Linked DNA regions of Homo sapiens: region 2 is linked to region 1. Evidence: chromatin contacts called from ENCODE Hi-C or POLR2A ChIA-PET data. All regions are on one chromosome and are shown on one strand. Each heading gives the region's core, a stretch centred on a gene start or an enhancer-like site at or near the end of the contact. The rest is flanking DNA. Distances are from core to core; before and after follow the strand shown.

Region 1 (4,898 bases), core at 167-2,666:
TGCCTGTAATCCCAGCTACTCAGGAGGCTGAGGCAGGAGAATCGCTTGAACCCGGGAGGCAGAGCTTGCAGTGAGCTGATATCTTGCCATTGAACCCCAGCCTGAGTGACACTGAGACTATCTCAAAAAAAAGTTAACTATTATATTGAGTAACATTTAAGTGCTAACATTAGGATATAAGAGTAAAGGAAAAATTTGTTGATTTAGTGCATCATTTTTCCTGACAAAATGGTATACTAATTTGATCCAACATTCTTCCCTTTCCATTTGACTTCTGCAACAAGACCATAAGGAAGGCAAGTGATTTGCAATTCCTTTGACAATGATGCTTGGGGTAGAGAGAGCCACTCAGGCCAGAGGAAATTTACAGGTGGTCAGTTCTTTCAAGCTGTTATAATAACTTTTGCTTCCCTATGGAATCTTATAGCTAGATGACTATGTGTTAAGGCAATATAAGCCAGCAGTTGAGAGTGTGGGCTCTGGCATGTGGATCCCAGTTTGATCCTCTCTAGCTATCTAATCCTGGGCAAGTTCTTTAGTTAGCCACACCCTGCCTTGGTTTTTCTCATCCTTAAAGCAAGGGTGAATGAGTGAATATATAGAGAGCGCTCAGAACTTTGCCTAGCTTCTATTAAGGGCTCAGTAAAAGTTATTATCAGGTATATTAATTCATGTATTTCTATCTCAATCTATCCGCACTGCATCAATGAGAAGGCCAGGGTTCTTCAAGGTTTCAGGGTGACATCTCTGTGTCCTTCTCTCACCCCGATTTCCATCCAGTTCCTGGGCCACCTTACCTGGGTGACTTCCTCACTGAACCCCTCCAGTCGGGACGAGCTCCTGCAGCTGCTAGACACCGCCAGGGTGAGACTCTGGGGAGGGAGGAGGGCAGGATCTCGCTCCCTTCTCCCTCTTCTACCTGCGGACCTCGGGAACTCGAGATCTGCCCCTCCCTGCAGCAGCTGAAGGAGCTGCCGCTGAAGACCACGGCGGAGCAGGACAGCATCCTGAGCCTGTCTGCCCGCTGCCTGCTGCTCACCTGGCGCGACAATGAAGAGCTCATTCTGCGAATCCCTACGCACGAGATCGCCGCCGCCTCCTACCTGCAGGACGACGCGCTGCACCTGCTAGTGCTCAAGACCGGTGCGGCGGGAGGGGGCGGGGGCGGGGGAGGGGCGGGGGCGGGGGCGGGGGAGGGGCGGGGGCGGGGGCGGGGCAGGGGCAGGGGCAGGGGCCGGAGGTGTGCGGATGGAGAAGGAGAGGGACCTGCGGCGGGGGCAGAGGAGATGGAAAAGGTCTGACCATACTACCCTGAGACTAGGGGCAGGCCGAAGAGGCTCTGGGAAAGCAGACAGGGCCTGAGGTTGAGGATGAAGGTGGGTGGCCTGAGCCACTACACTGAGGCCAGGTGGTGGAGCACTAAGAGGGTGGAGAAGCCCAAGACCTAGGCCAGGGCTGGATCCGCAGTTACCACCCGGCTCTGAGGCTAGAGTGGACCCTTGGGCTGGGGGCGGGGCCTGATTCCAGGGGCGGGGCTGAGGAGAGGCGGGAAGTCAGAATCCAAGGGGGCGGTCCCTGAAACCCGGGACTGGGTCCCCAGTTAAGGCTCCCTTGGGAGGGGACAGCCTGACCACCACCCTCTGTTCAGAGGGCAGGTCTGAGGCCAGGGGCGCAGGCGTCGTGGGGAGCGTGGAAGCCACCTGGCCAGACCACCGAGAGGCCAGGGGTGGAGACTGAGGCCGGGGGCGGGCCCGAAAGTGTGGAAGCGGAGTGGGCGGGGAACCGCCGCGCTACTTTAAAGCCGGGGGCGAGGCGGCGGTGGAACCCCAGAGCCGCGAGGTCAGGTGGCCAGCCGGCCTCGGCGGGGCGGGGGGGTCTCTGAGTCCCGATCCCCGCGGCTGACGGTCCCCCGGACTCTCCTAGGTCTGGGTGTGGACCCGGTGCCGGCCGGCGTGGATGCCAGCCCAGGCGGCGCAGGACGCGACCCCGGCCCGCCAGGCGGGGCGCCCGAGAAGCGGCGGGTGGGCACCGCGGAGCGGCGCCACACCATCTGCAGCCTGGACTGGCGGATGGGGTGGGGTGGGGGCGCCGCGGAGGCCCGGGCCGGGGGAGGCGGCGGCGGCAGCTTGGAGCGCCAGCGCGCCGGGGCGCGGGCGTCGGGCAGCTGGGAGCGACGGCAGACGTTCAGCGGCAGCTGGGAGCGGCGGCACGGAGGCGGCGGCGGCGGCGGCGGCGCGGGAAAGCCGGGCGGTAGCTGGGAGCGGAGGCAGGCGGGCAGCGGCGGGGGAGGCAGCTGGGAGCGGCGCCACCCCGGCCCCAACCCGCTCGACCCGCAGGACCCCAGCCCCGACGCCTACTGCAACCTGGTCATCCTGGCTGTAGCCAACAGGGTGAGCCCGAGGGCAGCCTGCTCCCAAAGCCCGGCTTCGGGAACGCTGCTTCCCCGCCCCCACCTTGCCCCCGCCCCACCCACCAGGTTCCTAGGATCTGCCCCTGCCTTCTCCCTGCACCTGCCCCACCTAATGGCTCCTAAACTCCGGACCTGGACACCTCCAGGGCATCTCCCCTTGACTCCCTCAATGGGATGAACTCTCAAAATGGCCAAAACAAACTAGATCTAACCTCCAGCCCGTTCCTTCTCCAACGTTGTCAGTGTTGGCCCCACCACAGTAACATTCACGAGGACACTAATCACCAGCGTGAATCTAGGGCCAGCTCATGCCAGACACAGGGCTGCATCAACTCATTTAATTCTCACAGCAACCTCTGGAGGCAAATATTACAACTACTGTATTCCCATTCTATAGAAAAGGAAACCGAGATCCATAGGTGAAGTAACATAGGCAAGGTCACACAGGAAGCACGTGGTGGTTTTAAGATTCAAATCCAGTAAGTTCAGAGCCAGTACTCTTGGTAACTAAGATGGCCACCCAAGAGAGAAGCCTTCCTGCCATTCTTCCTTCCCCCTCCGTCTTCCCCTCTGCCTCCCCCATCCTCTTCATTCACCCTTGCTTTTATTCACCCGACCATGTTTCTTGAGTGCCAGCTCTGGGCTAGGCAATGGGCTAGGTGCTATGGATACAGACGTGAAAAAGACATCTGGTGTCCACCCTTAGGGAGCTCACAGGCGAGCAGACACCTTCAAGTTCTGAGCATTCTAAGCTTTTCCTCTGATCTTGGACCACCAGATCCCTCCGTATAAAAACAGTGGTGAATGAAACAGACATAGTTCCTGTCTAGATGGTGAGGCAGATAATAACCAGTAAACTCAGACACCACAGCTGTCTCTCTCCCCTTGAAACACTTCCTCACTTGGCTTCCAGCTCTCCACCTTTTCCAGGCTTTTCTCCTACCAAGCTGGTTCCTCCTCTTCTTCAGAAGTTGGAGTGCCCCAGACTTTGTCCTTGATCTTCTTCTCTCCTCCATCTATCCTTCATCTACCCATTTCTAGGTGATCTGCATCTGAAGATCTAACGACTGTTTCAAACCCAACACATCCAAAACTGAGCTCCAACCTCCTCCCCCAAAACCTGCCACTCCCTTGGTTTCCCTGTCACAATTAATAGCAGCTGTGTCCTTACATTGGTCAGGCCAAAACCTTGCTGTGGGCCTTGGCTGGCTCTCACGCTCTCTCTTTCTCACACACACCCCATATCCACTCTGTCAATAAATCCTGTTGGCTCTTATTTTTAAAACATAACCAAGCCTGTAATCCCAGCACTTTGGGAGGCTGAGGCGGGTGGATCACCTGAGTTGAGGAGTTAAGACCAGCCTGGCCAACATGGTGAAACCCGTCTCTACGAAAAATACAAAAATTAGCCAGGCATAGCGGCGGGTGCCTGTAATCTCAGCTACTTGGGAGGCTGAAGCACGAGAATCCCTTGAACCCAGGAGGTAGACCGCACCACTGCACTCCAGCCTGAGCAATAGAGCAAGACTCCGTCTCAAAACAAAACAAAAAAACATCAAAATCCATTTACTTCTCCCCACCCTCCCCCTGTACCCACCCAGGTCCATGCCCCATTTTCTCTCACCTGAATCATGTGGTCATCCTCTGACTGGTTCAGCCCTTGCTGACAGTCTCTTTCCCCACACAGTCAGAGTGGTCCCGTTAACATGAAAGCCACATCATGTCACTACTCCACATCTTCCAGTGGCTTCCCATTTCACTCCAAGTAAAAGCTAACATCCTTACAATTGCTTACAAGGCCATTTGTACTCCAGCCACCATGCCCACTTCCTCTGTGGCTGGAAATAGGATTCCAGACAAAGCTAACAGTCATCCCACTGGACTGTGAGGGCTTTGCGGTACTGAACCTGGCCCAGTGTCGGCCACATAATAGGACTAAGTTGGAATTTGTGGAGTGAGTAAATAAGTGTAATCCCAACACTTTGGGAGGCTGAGGCAGGGAGATCACTAGAGCCCAGGAGTTCCAGACCAGCCTGGGCAACATGGCAAAACACCGTCTCTACTAAAAATACAAAAAATTATCTGGGCGTGGTGGTGTGTGCCTGTCATGCAGCTACTCAGGAGGCTGAGGTGGGAGGATCACCTGAGCTCAGGAGGTTGAGGCTGCAGTGAGCCATGATTGTGCCACTGGGCGACCGGAGTGTGACTCTATCTCAAAAAAAAAAAGTTGCTTTCCAGGGTTGTCTGAGCATCTGGCTTCTTATCTGAGTCATCCTGGTCCTAAGAAGGATATAGGAGTTAGAGTAAAAAACAACCTGGGTGCTGGTACTAATGCCATGAACCTGCTGTGTGAGCCTAGGCAAGGCACTTAACCACTCTAAGTCTCAGCATCTTTGTCTGTCCATTTTGTAGGTCTATGGTAAGGATCACCTGGTTTAATTATTAGGACACACCTACTATCCCCAAATGCCTATCCTGGGTTACGTTT
Region 2 (4,953 bases), core at 556-3,055, 140 kb after region 1:
GGCCGAGGCAGGAGGATCACTTGAGCCCAGGAGTTTGAGATCAGCCTGGGCAACACAGTGAGACCCTGTCTCTACAAAAAATAAATTACTTGGATGTGGTGGCATGTGCCTGTAGTCCTCCTAATCAGGCAGGTGAGGTGGGAGGATCACTTGAGCCCAGGAGTTTGAGGCTGCGGTGAGCTATGATTGCACCACTGCACTCCAGCCTGAGTGACAGAGTGAGACCCTGTCTCTGAAGAAAATAGAAGAAAAAGTCTCAACTGTAACTCTGGTGCATTGACTAGACTAGAATCCCTGTGCCTATACCCCACCCAAGAGATTCTGACTGGCAAGAATACACTGCAGTAGGTCAGGAGCATGGGCTCTGGGGTCAGACTGCCTGCGTTTATACCTCTGCTGTACCTTCAGGAGGCTGGGTGACGTGGAGGTGGTGAGGGGTTGTCTTTAACATCGCCAGGCCTCAGTGTCCTCATTAAAAGGAATAATGGTAGACTTTCCTTCCAGACTTGCGTGAGGATTAGGTGAGACAAGGTACATAGGAACCCAGCATCTGCCACCCCAAGACTCAGAGCTTCACCATCCTTCTAGGCAGTTTGGGTTGGGGCCCAGACATACGTGTTTTGTTAAAGTTGTTTTTTAGGGTTTTTGTGTGTGTGTGAGACAGAGTCTTGCTCTATTACCCAGGCTGGAGTGCAGTGGCATGACTCGGCTCACTGCAACCTCTGCCTCCCGGGCTCAAGCAATCCATCTGTTTCAGCCTCCCAAGTAGCTGGGACCACAGGTGCGTACTACCACGCCTGGCTAATTTTTTGTAAAGACAGGGTTTCACCATGTTGCCCAGGCTGGTCTCAAACACCTGAGCTCAAGCGATTCTGGAGGTAATTTTTCTCCCCCTCAAAAAAAAAATTTTTTTACATATGTATATATTGGGTAGTTAACGTGTTCTTTTTTTCTTTTTTTTGAGACGGAATCTCGCTCTGTCGCGCAGGCTGGAGTGCAGTGGCACGATCTCTGCTCACTGCAACCTTTGCCTCCCGGGTTCAAGCAATTCTCCAGCCTCAGCCTCCCGAGTAGCTGAGACTACAGGCATGAGCCACCACACCGGCTATTTTTTGTATTTTTAGTAGAGACGGAGTTTCGCCATGTGGGCCAGGCTGGTCTCAAACTCCTGACCTCAGGTGATCCACCTACCTCGGCCTCCCAAAGTGCTGGGATTGCAGGCATGAGCCACCACGCCTGGCCAGAGTAGTTACCGTGTTCTCAGTGATGAGAGTACATCAGAGAACAAGGTAGACACACTCCTCCCAAGGAGCTCACAGTCTTTTGGGGATAGGCGGATATTGATCAGGTAGCCAAAATATGTAATTACGAACTGGGATGAGAGCAAGAAGGGGCAGTATTAGGGACCTGAGAGGGCATAGAACAGAGTCCTGCTCAGTCTGAGGGTCAGGGAATACTTTCTGGAAGGAATGATGCTTGAGCAGAGTCTGAAAGACAAGGAGGGCTTAAGAGCTTCTGGTCTGGGGGCCCCACCGGGACAGGTAGGGGAGGTCCCTGGATGCTGCTCCTCAACCCGGCCCCTCTTGCTCCAGACGGCAACTCTGTACCCTGGTGTGGTTTTTGGCATCTGCTTCGTATTGAATTGCTTCATTTGGGGAAAGCACTCATCAGGAGCGGTAAGTGCCTCCCCTACCCTTCCAGCCCCTCCCCAGCAAGCGAGGACCAGTTGCACTCAGCCCTACTCCCAAAAGCCACTTCCTGCCATTCCCTTCCCTTTTCTGAGTCCCCAGAGTTACGTTCCCAGCCATGAGGGCAGAGGGCCAGCTGGGGTTTCCCCAGCCCTGCCCTTGGTGTGTCATGCCCTGGCCCTGGCCTTCCTGTGAGATCTTTCAGTCAACTGACCCAAGCCCACTTCTCTAAAGGGAGGTTTCCACAGTCCAGCGGCCAACTGGGGAATTTCCCTTTGTCTTAACCAAGAGTGAGCTGCCCAGTGTGAGTTTATTAGGTCATTATCCCAAAGCAAGCCTGTCCTCCTCAGTGTCCCTGCCCCTCAGCACCAGCCCCTGCAGGTGGAGGAGAGAGGAAAGGAAGGATCAGGTTGTATTACCCTTAGAGCTGGGAATCCTGCCAGCCCCAGTCCAGTGTGTTACTAGCAGCTGTCCAAGACTCACTGAGGAGGATTTTGAACTCAGTTGTGGGGAGGGGGAGTGGGGTCTTGGTCAATTAGCAGGACTGCAGTTGAGATGTGGCAGGCATTTTGCTATCCTAGCCTTAGCACGTAGAGCCCTCTGCCCTCCACCTGGGGGTGGCGGTAAAGGTCCTTGCATGAGGCTTCACGTCCAGGCTTACAGAGGAGGGGTTTCTTTCCCAGCAACTTAGGAAGCCACCCTCAAGACACAGTCATGCCCTTCCTCTCACTTCACCTTTTTTATCCCTGTGTTCCTTCTCCCTTTGAGCATTTTCCTCCCAGTTACCAGCTGCTCATTATAAACATTCACTGTAGAAATTTTGGAAAGTGCAGAGAAGTTAAAGAAGAAATTTAAAATAACCCCAAATCTGCTCACCCAGAGATAAATACAATGTAGGTCTTTAATATATGTTGTCTTTTTTCCTTTTTATAGATATACTTACAAAAGAATTACATAATTTAAAATTTATAAAATAACAGCAAACATTTATATGATGCTTGCTTTGTAGTAATACTGTTCTAAACACTTTATATATATATTTCTTTTTATGTGATTCTTGTAAAAAGTAAGTGTAGAGAAGAGGATAAAGAAGAAAATGAAAAATCAGTTCTAATCCCCCATATCCCATCTAAGGAAGTATTGTTAGCTCTTTGGTATAGGCCTTTCCAGGCACAAATATAAATAGATACAGTTGTCCCTTGGTATTCATAGGGGATTGGTTCCAGGACCCCTGAAGATACCAAAATTCAAGGATGCTCGAGTCCCATATATAAAGTGGCATAGTGTTTACGTACACACATCCTGTATATTCTGACTCTTCTCTAGATTACTTAAAATACCTAATACAATGTAAATGCTATGTAAATAGTTGTTATACTATATTGTTTTTTAATTTGTATTGTTGTATTTTTTGTTTGTTTGTTTTGAGACAGGGTCTCACTCTGTTGCTCAGGCTGGAGTGCAGTGCTGTGGTCTCAGCTCACTGCAACCTCTGCCTCCCGGGCTCAAGTGGTCCTCCCACCTCAGCCCCACTGAGTAGCTGGGACTACAGGTGTCACCACCACACTCGGCAATTAAAAAAAAAAATTGTAGAGATACAGTCTCACTGTGTTGCCTAGGCTGGTCTCAAACTCCTGGGCTCAAGTGATCTGCCCACCTAGGCCTCCCAAAGTGCTGGGATTACAGGCGTGAGCCACTGTACCCAGCTTATTTTATTGTATTTTTTTTTTTCCTGGACATTTTCTTTTTTTTTTTTTTTGAGACGAAGTCTCACTCTCTCACTCTGTCACCCAGGCTGGAGTGGAGTGGCAAGGTCTCAGTTCACTGCAACCTCCACCTCCCAGGTTCAAATGATTCTCCTGCCTCAGCCTCCCAAGTAACTGGGATTACAGGTGCCCCCCACAGTGCCCGGCTAATTTTTTTTTTGTAATTTTAGTAGAGACTGGGTTTTACCATGTTGGCCAGGCTGATCTTGAACTCCTGACCTCAAGTGATCTGCCCACCTCAGCCTCCCAAACTGCTGGTATTACAGGCATGAGCCACTGCTCCCGGCCTTCCTGAACATTTTCTGTTTGCAGTTGATTAAATCCACAGATGCAGAACCCATGGATACAGAGGACCGACTATGTTGTGTTTTTATTAAAATGGAATCCTTCTATACACATAGTTTATAGCCTCCTTTTTACACTTAATAGTATATCATGTAGTTTTATTCTGACAAGATTGGGAGCACTTTGTACAGTGTTGTTTTTTCCCTTCTTTTCTTCACATAATGTGCCACATGTAATCTCTTCATTTTGACCTCTTCATCTCTTCACGTTCTCAGTCCACTCCTTCCTGTTCCTCCCCTACTTCCTCCCTGGATGGTGAGCTCCTCTGGGATGCTGAGGTGCCTTCTTCACTGGGAGTCCAGATCAGGGCTGGGGTCAGCCTCAAGAGATTCTGGCCAGGAGCCCTGTGGTGGGGGCAGGGAGTGTGCTTCTGCTGCACAAGTCGCCTCTCCTTCTGTGGAGCCCAGAAGGTCCCCTCCCCCTTGCGCAGCCCCCATCCCGGGCATCAGGGCCTCGTGGGGGCCTCATGGTGCCATGTCTACAGGTGCCCTTTCCCACCATGGTGGCTCTGCTGTGCATGTGGTTCGGGATCTCCCTGCCCCTCGTCTACTTGGGCTACTACTTCGGCTTCCGAAAGCAGCCATATGACAACCCTGTGCGCACCAACCAGATTCCCCGGCAGATCCCCGAGCAGCGGTGGTACATGAACCGATTTGTGGGGTGAGTCCTCCAGCAGAGGCAAGAGCAGGGGAACGTGGAAGAGGGTACGCCCCCCTCCGCCACCAGAAGGGTGCGGCAACCAGAGTTCCTGCCGCTTCAGCCGGCTCTAATAGAGTTTATGAAAGCTTAACTTCACTCCAAGATCAAGGTGACCAGGTTGTAGGCAGACTTGGTGTCATCCTAGGAACCAGGACAAGGAAGGGGAAGGATGGAAGGGTATAGTGAGACAGGTTAAGACCATCACTTGGACCTTGGGCAAGTCACCCCACCTCTCTGCACCCCAGTTGCCCATCTATAAAATGAGGAGAATAATGCCCACCCTGCCTACCTCTCAAGAGATTATAATAGTACAGAAATATGCCAGAAGAATTAGCACCACCACACTCGTGTAGGTGCTCTCTCTTCATGCCAGCTTGGGAAGGAGCTTGGGGCTTCCTGGTGGCCTGGTCTCTAACAATGTCAACCTCTCGTTCTGTGGCAGCATCCTCATGGCT

What was found. A loop is a pair of places that touch in the nucleus more often than their neighbours do. ChIA-PET counts read pairs that join two places held with the same protein, here RNA polymerase II (POLR2A). Pooled maps may share reads with other maps.
Region 2: a pooled map shows a loop between it and region 1 (2.6-fold over the local background). The contact joins two enhancer-like sites. A Hi-C loop is called at or near these places in 1 of 50 pooled maps. POLR2A ChIA-PET finds 5 or more read pairs at or near these places in 2 of 52 experiments (OCI-LY7 and WTC11).

Annotation. Positions count from the first base shown.
Region 1 is chr20:32,017,020-32,021,917 of GRCh38, forward strand. CCM2L (CCM2 like scaffold protein) reads left to right here. Exons shown (of 10, transcript NM_001365692.1): 3 at 781-864; 4 at 960-1,143; 5 at 1,924-2,390. Among named protein-coding and RNA genes, the nearest start is that of CCM2L, 9.0 kb to the left of the region's middle. RefSeq lists a silencer at 1,741-1,870. Within about 2 kb of position 1,417, at least 7 of the 41 ENCODE cell types and tissues checked have a DNase peak (open chromatin) inside an H3K27ac peak, as active enhancers do.
Region 2 is chr20:32,153,511-32,158,463 of GRCh38, forward strand. It overlaps TM9SF4 (transmembrane 9 superfamily member 4), which reads left to right. Exons shown (of 18, transcript NM_014742.4): 13 at 1,593-1,676; 14 at 4,284-4,459; 15 at 4,941-4,953. Among named protein-coding and RNA genes, the nearest start is that of TM9SF4, 46 kb to the left of the region's middle. Within about 2 kb of position 1,806, at least 20 of the 41 ENCODE cell types and tissues checked have a DNase peak (open chromatin) inside an H3K27ac peak, as active enhancers do.